2 separate regions of the Homo sapiens genome follow, and region 2 is linked to region 1. Evidence: chromatin contacts called from ENCODE Hi-C or POLR2A ChIA-PET data. All regions are on one chromosome and are shown on one strand. Each heading gives the region's core, a stretch centred on a gene start or an enhancer-like site at or near the end of the contact. The rest is flanking DNA. Distances are from core to core; before and after follow the strand shown.

Region 1 (5,155 bases), core at 538-3,037:
GGTTTCACCATATTAGCCAGGATGGTCTCGATCTCCTGACCTCGTGATCTGCCCACCCCAGCCTCCCAAAGCGCTGGGATTACAGGTGTGAGCCACCGCCCCTGGCCAGGTAGGTTTTTTTTAAGTCACTATTACACATAATTAGTAGCACTGACCCTTAGGGTCACTCTCAAACAATGGACAATATAAGTGGTAAATCTTCAAATGCCTCCCAAACTTCTCATTAGTGTATCTAAAAGAAGTCCCATTTTTGTGGCAATTGGTCCAAGGATGTAAGAAGTGCTGAGAAGGTGCCTACGATATCCTTTTATTGAACATCTGCTATGGGCAGGTAAATACATGACTTCATTGACCCTGGGAATTCATTATTCAGAGGCATATGGTATAGAGGTAGGGCCCCTCCAGGAGTCTGGGAGTCCCTGTTGTAGCTTCAGACCCACCACCAACTTGCTGGGTGGCTTTAGGCAAGTTATTTAACCTCTCTGTGCAGAGCTAAACCTAGGACCAGACATCACTTCCCATTGTCCAGGGCAGATGGAGAGAATCTGGGTTTGCGTGAGCTAGATTCAACACACTTGGTGTAATTTCCTCACTTGGACACAGGCAGAAAGGAGGCTCAAAGAAGTTAAGAGCTTCCCAAAGGTATACAGCTGGTGGGGGCAAAGGAACCTGGGGGGCTACCTGGCTGTGGTTTGTTTGTAAGCTATTCTGGGGATGAGAAAGGATGGATTTTCACAGCAGGGATTCCCAACCTGAGGCCTAAGAGGACTGCTGCAGAAAGGGCAGACCAGAACAATCAAGAGAGGGCACCGGTAGCCAGCTTTCTGCCTCTGTGGCCAGAAGACTGGGGTATGCCAATGGGAGGAACTCAGCCCTAGGCAGGAGCTTTCCCTAATGGAGACATTTGTGGGAATGGGGGCAAGGGGTGGGAAGAGTAGGCAAAGCTCATGATAAGCCAGTGCTGGAAAAAACTTCAGAGGATCATCTAGTTTACCAGGCATACTTTACCACATTCTGATTCATGGTCTGAGTCAGTGGGCCCAGTAAGTGACACTATTAGCAGTACACTTCTCAGGACCTTGAAAACACTGATCTAATTACTTCCAAGATAAGGAAAGAAAGGACCAAAGAGGGAATGGTGTTCTAGGGCCACACAGCCTCCTTCTTTACACTGACCTTTCCTGTGGATACTGTGACGTGCATTGGAGCTGGAGGTGGTGCCGGGCACACTCCAAGAACTAGATCAGTTCCCTTCCCTGGTCTGGGCCTTAGTTTCCTGATCTCTAAAATGCGGGTTGGGCTGCATCCTTGGGGCCTCTAGTGCTCCATGAGTGTATGCATCTGGGTAATGGGCTTCTGCCAAATCTCCTTCTGGAGTCTGTTTGGCTGGCTGGCTTCCTTGCTGCTTCACATATTCAATCTGCCTGTGGAAGCAGCGTGAGTTTAGCTGGAATATGTTCTAGCTGGAATCTCAAGAGCTGAGCTCTTAGTTACTTCTCTGTAGGAATGGAGGTCTGGCAGTTCCACTTAAAACTTCCCAAGGCCCCCTTGTCCAATGGCCTGTGTGCTCACTTACCCCTTAGCATGGCTTTCTGGGCTCTTCACAAGCTCACTGCCATCTCCTCTGCCAGCTTCCTGCCTGCCCCCCATGGTACGCTGCCCCACACTCTGGGCAACTCTGCATCTTTGAACACCTGCAGGTATGAACTGGACTGCCGGTCCCCCAGTGCACAGCCCACCACATTACAGGGTGGATGCCCTGTAAACCCTGGCTCCTTCCCCGTGTGTGCATGTCTTGTGCTTGGACACTGATGCTCTATCCTTAGGGCCCTCCCAGAAGGCCAAGCCCAGAGCCAGGGTGCCCCTTCCTCCCAGCCCTCTTCCTCCCAGCCCTCCTCCTCCCAGCACTCCTCCCTGCACGTGGCATGGAGTTCTGGTACCTGCTTTGATGAGAACCTGTGGGATGCTCTTTCGTACTCTGCACAACACACAACACTGAATGTAGATAGAGAGGAGGCTCACTGCGCGTTTGGTGACTGACTAGTGGTGCCAATTTCAGAACTCTCCGACTACAAATCCAACATGCTCCCCTCTGGCCCTGGTCCCCTTGTCTGCCATCTCGTTCCATCTCTCTGCATCAGGGACAGCCAAGGACATATGCACCCAAGCCTCGGTCTACATGCCTCCTTTCAGCCTGGAGAGCTCATCGTCGGGAAAGTCATGTGAGTCCTCATGAGCTCATTCCCAGAATCAAAGAAAAGGGCTGTGGGGCCTTGGCCTGAGGTCTGTGGCCTCCAGAAAGGCTCCCAATCAGGATAATGCTTTCCCAGCAGCCTCTACCTGGACTTCTTGTAACCCGATGGTTTGAGACACACTCTTCCTGCTACCACTGCTAATGCCATTACATTATCTTAATAGGGTTCCCAGAGCTGCCAGGAGTGGGAGGACTACAAAGAAAATAGAGGGAAGACAAAAGCCAGGCTGCTGGCTTATCTGGAGAGCAGGCAGCTGTGGGGGCACAAAGGTGGTCAGCATTCGGCTGGCACTGGAGGAGGCAGGTGGAGACTAAAAGGCACAGCCTTCGGGGTTCAGCGGAACTGGAAAGCGTGCCTTGTCAGAGAGTGACTGCGGTGCAGAGGTCGTCCATCCCCACCCAGGACGGTGTGCTCTATGGGACCTCTGCTGTCTCTGGGCCAGTCTGTTTTCATTTTGCAGTTTCTTGCCTTCACTACTGTCCCCATCAGGCATGGCTGGGGCATCTCTGGGAGCCAGGCTGTGACAGGATGCAGGGGCTCCAGGAGGGAGACCAGCCAGCCATGCTCTCTAGGAGCTACTAACAGAAGGGCTGGGGGAGGCAAGGGGCAAGTCTCTATGGCCTGCAATCAAGGACCCATGTGGTGGGAATTAAGAGGCGGAAGATGCACAGGCTTTCACAGGGCCCAGGGCCAGGCCCAGTTGGCAGTGATGGCTGCAGATGGGGCAAAAAGGTGTGCGGGGGCCACCTGGACCTGGGATGTCCGTGGGCAGGGAAAATACCCACCAAGCATAGCAGTGTCCCTGTGCATGAAGACAAATGCTTTATCTTCCTGAGATCACATGCTCCCTGTTCTTCTAGGCCCTTCCTAGGCATCACCTCTGGCCGAAGCCTGCCATCCTAACCTTTGGCTCCTGGCTTCCAGACTTTCTGGGAAGAGAAGGGAAAGGATTCCTGATGAAGAGGATCTAAGGTAATCTTGGTCCAGACTGCCTCTGCCCTATGACCTGGAGCTGTTTCTGTGTCCCAAGTCAGACCTGAAAGGGACAGGAGCTGCCTCTGTGGCCAGCACAGGCACAAGCCTTTCCCAGGAGGAAAACGGTGTCTTTGAACTAAACCGAGGGAGTGCACAGGCAAAGGGAGCCCAAGTGGCTATGGGGTGACCAGAGCTAGGAAGGGACAGCATGGGGCCAAAGAAATAGTTTGGTTGATGCCGTTGAGGCCCTGCCTAGGGAGATTTCATATTTGGAACAGATCAGTGGTGGGACACCTGGTAGGACTGGCTGGAATCTAGAGCTGCCTCAGAGGTGAGGTTCCTGACACCAAAGAACAGACAATACCATTGTGGGGCGGCCTCTGTCCCTCCTCTCTAGACCCACAGAATGACAGCAGCAGGCAGGGCCTTAGGGGTGAAGGGGCTCTGCTGGAAGGATTCCCATGTCCTCCCCCTGGGTTGTGGCTGCTGAGGTCATTAGTACGTCCCCGTGGGGTGTGGACATTCTGGGAGCTGGCATCTGGGAGGCTGTGACTCAGAGCCTGGGCTGAAGGGCTACCATGCAGGGGAAGGGCAGGCCTCTCCAGCACCCCATGGGGTGGGGCGGGGAGGGTGTCACAAGACCCTGAGCTCTTCCCAACATCAAGGAGGGAGGAAATGGGGCTTTGCCAGGGCAGAAGCTCAGCTGTGATGAAGGAAAGACTCGGGTTCCAGAAGGGGAAATGGAAATCATGTCCGAGAGAAGGACCTGAGGGCAGCATGTCTGGGTCCTTGCTGCGGGGACAAGAGTGACATGACAGGGCCCAGTCTCAGGAAGTGGCGTGGCCTTGGAAGGGAGTCTGGGAATTCTGCGTCAACGAGGCAGCCGTCTCTGCTCTAAGTGGCTGCTGAAGAGCTTCCAGGTGGAAGGGGCAGGTGTTAGGAATCGCGTTGGGGAATTCAGCCAAAAATAAGGTCCCCGTGGAAAGGCTGCAGGGAGCCTTGGCCACAGGGAGAATTACAGGAAAACCTCAACCTGGACAGACCACGCTTGGGGCTCTTCAAGCACGGAAAAGAATCCTTGCCGGGCAGTTCCAGAGATGGGGTGAGAAGCAAAGGCCCAGTGATTCTGAAGAATGTGAGGGGGAGGAGAGTGGGGAGTGTCCCACAAGGACAGCCACAGCCCACAGTGAGCAATAAAGCCTCTGAAGGGAGGCAGGCTGGAGCCATCTCCTCCACCCTGCCTTTCCCCAGCTCGGGGTTTCTCTCCTCCTGGGAAGAGAAGGACCCAAGAGCTTGTCTGATCTTTTTCGGGAGGGTCAGAGACCAGTGGGAACAAGTGGTGGGGGTGCTGAGGGGGCTGCAATGCAGCAGCTTCAGCTGGAGACAGGCCTGGGGCCAGATGGCCGTCATTCTGGAGCAGGAGGAACCCAAGGCCAGATGGCTGGATGACCAGAGCTGCCCCACTGCCTATCATCTGGCTGGGAGTGGGGACTGCAGACAGAGAGGCCACCCCAAGTGACCATCAGGAATGTGCTGGGAGGGAGGAACCTGGAATGTCACCCTCCTATACAACACAGCACTGCTGCCCAAACCAGGACGCCCACTCCCAGAGAATGTCCCAGGGTCCAGAGGGTGAGAAGTCTGTCTGCAGTGACTACGCACGGTTAAAACCTTCCCTTAAAACAGGGTGCACAGACTGTCCAGACCTGGCGTGGACCTCACAGAAGGCTGTGCGTGGGGAAGGCCCAGAGGAAAGGGAGTGGGGAAGAAGGGAGATGGGGTCTCAGGGTGCCAGCAGGGCCACCGTGCGATATCCTGAGACACAGATAGATCCTTTTGGAATTGGAGTCACCAGCCTCGGTCTCCCCTGAAGGGAGAGGTGCTCCTGTTAGCCATCTGCCAAGGGGGCAGGCATGGGCAGTTAG
Region 2 (5,048 bases), core at 1,970-4,469, 150 kb after region 1:
TTTAAACATTCCACTGAGAGCTGAATCAGGCTATTAATTGCTCCCTCTCCAAAGAAAAGGCCTATTTCGGCTCAATCCCTTCTGGAATAACCCCAACTGCTGACTCTAAAGACCCAAGAAGGTGGCACCTTTCTATACTGCATCAGATTCACCAAAATTTTGGAATCTAAACCACAGTCTTGTTGGTTGTAGACTATCATTGGAAAGTAACACAAAACTCTGGCAATATTGGTTGTCTCTAGGACAGGAGCCTGCTTGAGGCCAGAGGTAGAGGGGAGACTTTTTACAATATACCTTCTGGTACTTTTGAATTTAGAGCCTTGAGACGATACTGTCTGTTAAGAATAAAATTCCAGTTAAAAAAGCACATGTTATTTTCAGTTAAAAAAACAGACTTCGGGATTGATTTCTATTTTAATACCTATACTCCCAAAATACAATCTTACTGCAATGAAAATTACTGCCAGGTCAGTGAAAATGACATTTGGCTGTCTTGACAAGAGTGGTGCTCACACGCATGAGAATAAAAGCAATTGATGCCCTGCCCAGGTCTCTGTACCTACTCCCCAGCTGCTGAGTGTGGTACACAGCTTTCACTCATGACATTCTCGGGTCCTTGCTCTTGGTTGAGGTGATGCCTTGGAAGCTGCACCACCAGCAACACTCTGGGGGCAGCTGCTGACAAATAAGGGGACACACAAGCCCTGCCCCCTGCCTCCAAGTCAGACATCACTGCAGTGCAGTTGATGTGGACCAGACCCAGGGAGACCTGCCCTGAGACCACATTCCCACTCAGCTCTTGCTTCTTTACCCTGCTTCCCTCTCTCCTTGACAAGTGTTTCCTAAGAGCTCTCCCTGGATACATCACATCCCACTGAAAACTGACTCAGGCTCTGCTTCTAGGAAGCCCAACCTAAGTCAGTCACCAGTGGCTCAAAATGAAGCCCTCCAGCATCTTTTCAGAGGGTTGTCCCAGGAGTTGGAAGCACACGTGAGCCTTCCTCCTTGAAGGCAGCACCATAACCACCTTCCTGCCTTGCCGAAGACCACCAGTCTGACATAATACAGCCCACGAAAGCCAGCAACAGCAAAACATGGACATCCAGAACAGACAGAGTTCTGACAACTGGACCCCGTGGCGCAGCACAATGATGACTCTTCTTCCCCAGGATGAATAAGCAGGAGGCAAGGGCTGAGCCAAAAGGACCTGTTGCATAATCTGAGCAATGTCCAGTTATGTGCAGCGGAAAGTCAGTGTGGACGTCTTAGGCAGCTCTACCACTTACTAGCAGAGCAAACTAGAGCAAATATTGAATGATTCTGAGCCTCAGTTTCTTCATCTGCAAAATGGGAATACTGGATAGAGCCTTTGTAAAGCACCTATGAGGCAGTACCTTCAAGAGTGCTGCAAATTGCTCATCCAATGTGAATACTGGCTGTTGTTATGGAGATTTATAACTAGCTACCTTCTCCTGCTTGCTTGGGACAAATATTAATTAATCATCATTAAATAAATATATCCCAGCTGCCCCTCATCCTGAGCACAGTACCTAGAGCTCCCTGCGTGAGAAGTGGCTCTGGGGGAAAGGCAAGTGGACAATTGGGAGTGCTGTATTGGTGACTGTCCGCCAGGAGCTCAAGATGTGGCCCCATTACTGGCCTCACAGGGCTCTGGTGGCCCTTGGCTGCAGCTGTGTGGAGAATTTTCTCTCTCTCTCTCTCTCTCTCTGTCTTTCTCATTCCCTCTCTCTCTCTGAGACAAAGGGAGTATCTCCAATGCAGATTTCCTATAATCTACTCAGTGTATAGACTGATCTCAAATACAACCTCAAGTTTGTGAAAAATTCATGCAGCCATTTTCATATCGTGGAGTGGCCGACAAACAGGCAGAAACTAAATTTTATTTACATAGGTGAAGAATCCTTTATTCCATCCTGATTCTTTGCATCTGGACCATTCCTGAAGCCATGCCAAGCCCTCCAGCACCTGGCCCTGTCCAACCTCACCAGCATCTTCTCCCCTCCCACCCTCAGACCCATGCCTACACCATCCTCCACATAGGCATCCACCCCTGTTCCTTCCTTCCTGGAATGGCCTCCCTCCTCCATCAGTCCAGTTCAAGCCTCTCCTTCTCCAGGAAGTCTTCCCTAACCATTTCCCATCCCCAGCATTTCTGCCCGGGCCATGCCAGCCAGAGCTGGTGCACACACCTGGTCATAAAGTTCTTTGTCTCATATGCAGGTGTCTTCTCTTCCTGAACTGGACTGAAAGCTCCTCCAAAACAGAGCCAATGCCTGCTGCTTCTCGTGGATTTCCCAGAGCTTCCAGGTGCTGCCTGGCACCTGGTGATTAATGACATTCTCAGATTGATTAATGGATTGGTTCCTGTGACTGCACTTAGTTTAACACACTGTTAAATGGCCTCTATGAGAATTTACTGTTCTGAATAGGGGGTCAACCTAGCAGCAAACTTAGAACTGTACAAACTGTTTGTGGCCCCAAGTAAAAAAAAAATGCACATCTCTCTTTTTTCTAGAGTCCTGCTCTCCCGCACAGCAATCGAGTCAAGGGAGTGACTCTTTCATGAGCCAGTGGGAACATTCTCCACTTAGAGGGCAGAGCCAGGGTTCAAACCACCCTCCTCCAATTCAGTGCCTTACATTCCTGGGTTCAGCTCCACCCCAAGGGAGGAAGCTTCCAGAAGAAGAACCAAAAGCCAATCCCATCCAGGTCATGCTCTTTTCCCCTAACAGGGAAATCCACCCACTTCCCAGGAACATTGTTAAGCCACAGAACTAAAAAAGCAAAATTCATACTCACAAGCACCGATGCCTTAGTTTTAAATTTCAGGACACCAGTTTTTCTGCAAATCTGCTCATTTCCTGCAAAGAGAAGAAAGGGACGGAGAATCATATTAGCATCTGCTCTGGGTATCCTCAGCAGTTTCCCGGCCGACCTCAGGCTTCTGCACCTTCTCTGTGTTCTCACTCCCAGCAGCACTCTCCCCTCCCCAGGCACACTGCATGCTAGTTGGGTGGGTGCCCCTCGCTCCTCGCAGGATTCCACCCCTCCAGGCCCGTGGGCTCGGCCCACGCTGCCTCCCTCTCCCTCCCCGGCGCTGTGCCAGTCTCAGATTGACCACTGCCTCCAATTCCCTGAAGGCGCCCTGGCTTCTTCCCACTCCGGAGTGAGGCCTCCACTTCTGTAGCATGGGGTTGCCTAGCAACCCTGCGCGTGCAGCTCGGAAGGCCTTCCTAAATTGGACCTCACAGCACAGGGCATCTCCTTGTACAGCTGCCTGCATCTTAACAATCTGGCTCTGAATAATAACACAATGGTAATTGCATTCATGGACCCCAAACTACATTTAAATAATGTTCAAGAGCTGACACAAACCAACAAAGGCCAGAAAATGCATCGGGGAGGTTGACTGTAAGGCCAGGCAGGAACGTTCGGGGCGGGAGGGAGTTGACACCAAAGACTTGAGTTAATGACAACGCTAACCTGAACTGTGAATTCTCCTGCATTTCGCCTGAGTGTGTCATCACTGTAAAGTGTTGCAATGTGAGTCTGGGCAATTAACGCCCAGAGGCAGTGATGCTTCAAGACAGGATGCCCTTTAGTTCTGCTGATGCATACGTGGATTTTTGGAGGGAGTCAGGAAGTGGGGAGCTCCTTGGACAGGAGGGGAGACTGTTAATGAGTGATTTTAGTTGGCTTTTACAATCGTGGCTAAATACATTTTCGAAGGTGGGGAAATAACTTACCAAGCAAGGGCACAAAGCATTTGCTACCTCAGCGAGGGACAAATTCGACATGACTGATGCACTTCAGGATAAGAAGTGAAGGCAAAGAGGCCTTGACACTGGCTGAAGCGCAGACTGAGCAGCCTAGCTCGGAATGGGGAAAAGGGGTGGGTGCGAGAGGCCAGCTTTGATCTGTGTCCCTGGCAGAGGATACTGTGCAGCTCTGCTCAAGGGAGGAGGGTCTTAGCACACAAGCAGTGGCAAGCTGGCAATCTGCTCCTTGTGGAGCCTTAGCAGTGAGGGCCGGCAGATCAGCTCTGATCATTTGAAAGCTGGAAGCACTTTGTTTTTAAAAAGCTCAATCCTCCTGCAAGGGAATGGGGCAGATATCTGTACATCCACGTTCATCAGCATTGTTCACAATAGCCAAAAGACGGAGGGAAGTCAAACGTCTATTGGGAGAAGAATGGATAAACAAATGTGGTAAATACATACAGCAGAATTTTATTTAGCCTTAAAGTGGAAGGAAATTCGGATACAGGCTACAGCATGGATGAACCTCCAGGCCATTATGCTAAGTGAAATAAGCCAGTCACAAAAAGACAAATACTGTATGATTCCACTTATATGAGGTACCTAGAGAAGTCAAATCCATAAAGACAAGAAGTAGAAGGCCGGGCATGGTGGCTCATGCTTGTAATCCTAGCACTTTGGGAGGCCAAGGTGGGCAGATCACGAGGTCAGGAGATCGAGACCATCCTGGCTAACACGGTGAAACCCCGTCTCTACTAAAAATACACACACACAAAACTTTAGTCGGGTGTGGGGGCCGGTGCCTGTAGTACCAGCTACTCGGGAGGCTGAGGCAGGAGAATGGCGTGAACCCGGGAGGCAGAGCTTGCAGTGAGTCGAGATGGTGCCACTGTACTCCAGCCTGGGCAACAGGGCAAGACCCCGTCTCAAAAAAAAAAAAAAAAAAAAAAGACAGGAAGTAGAATGGTGGTTGCCAGGGGCTGGGCAGGGAGAGGAGAATGAGGAGTTATTGTTTAATGGGGACAGAGCTTCGTTTGAAAAGATGTAAAAGTTCTAGGATGGATGGTGGTGATGATTGCACAACAGTGTGAATGTACTCAATGAATTACACACTTAACAAATGGTTAAAATAAATATCCCCCTGCAACAATAGCACAGCATACACCTCCACACTGTTTCTCTGCAAGACTTCAGTCCATCTTCATTTTGGAAGTCAGAGTGGCCTGTGTCATTCACAAGCTTGGACAGGGAGACTCACTGGGACCAAAG

What was found. Hi-C counts contacts between places; a loop is a spot of excess contacts on that map. ChIA-PET counts read pairs that join two places held with the same protein, here RNA polymerase II (POLR2A). Pooled maps may share reads with other maps.
Region 2: a map of heart left ventricle shows a loop between it and region 1 (2.4-fold over the local background). The contact joins two enhancer-like sites. A Hi-C loop is called at or near these places in 2 of 168 maps with a recorded cell type or tissue (MCF 10A and heart left ventricle) and 2 of 50 pooled maps. POLR2A ChIA-PET finds 5 or more read pairs at or near these places in 1 of 52 experiments (SK-N-SH).

Annotation. Positions count from the first base shown.
Region 1 is chr18:48,032,629-48,037,783 of GRCh38, forward strand. All of the region lies in intron 4 of ZBTB7C (zinc finger and BTB domain containing 7C), which reads right to left. Among named protein-coding and RNA genes, the nearest start is that of SMAD2, 100 kb to the left of the region's middle. Within about 2 kb of position 1,788, at least 5 of the 41 ENCODE cell types and tissues checked have a DNase peak (open chromatin) inside an H3K27ac peak, as active enhancers do.
Region 2 is chr18:48,183,114-48,188,161 of GRCh38, forward strand. ZBTB7C (zinc finger and BTB domain containing 7C) reads right to left here. Exons shown (of 5, transcript NM_001318841.2): 3 at 2,821-2,882. ZBTB7C-AS1 (ZBTB7C antisense RNA 1) reads left to right here. Exons shown (of 5, transcript XR_001753437.2): 5 at 1-319. Among named protein-coding and RNA genes, the nearest start is that of ZBTB7C-AS1, 23 kb to the left of the region's middle. RefSeq lists enhancers at 2,590-3,108, 3,109-3,626. Within about 2 kb of position 3,220, at least 3 of the 41 ENCODE cell types and tissues checked have a DNase peak (open chromatin) inside an H3K27ac peak, as active enhancers do.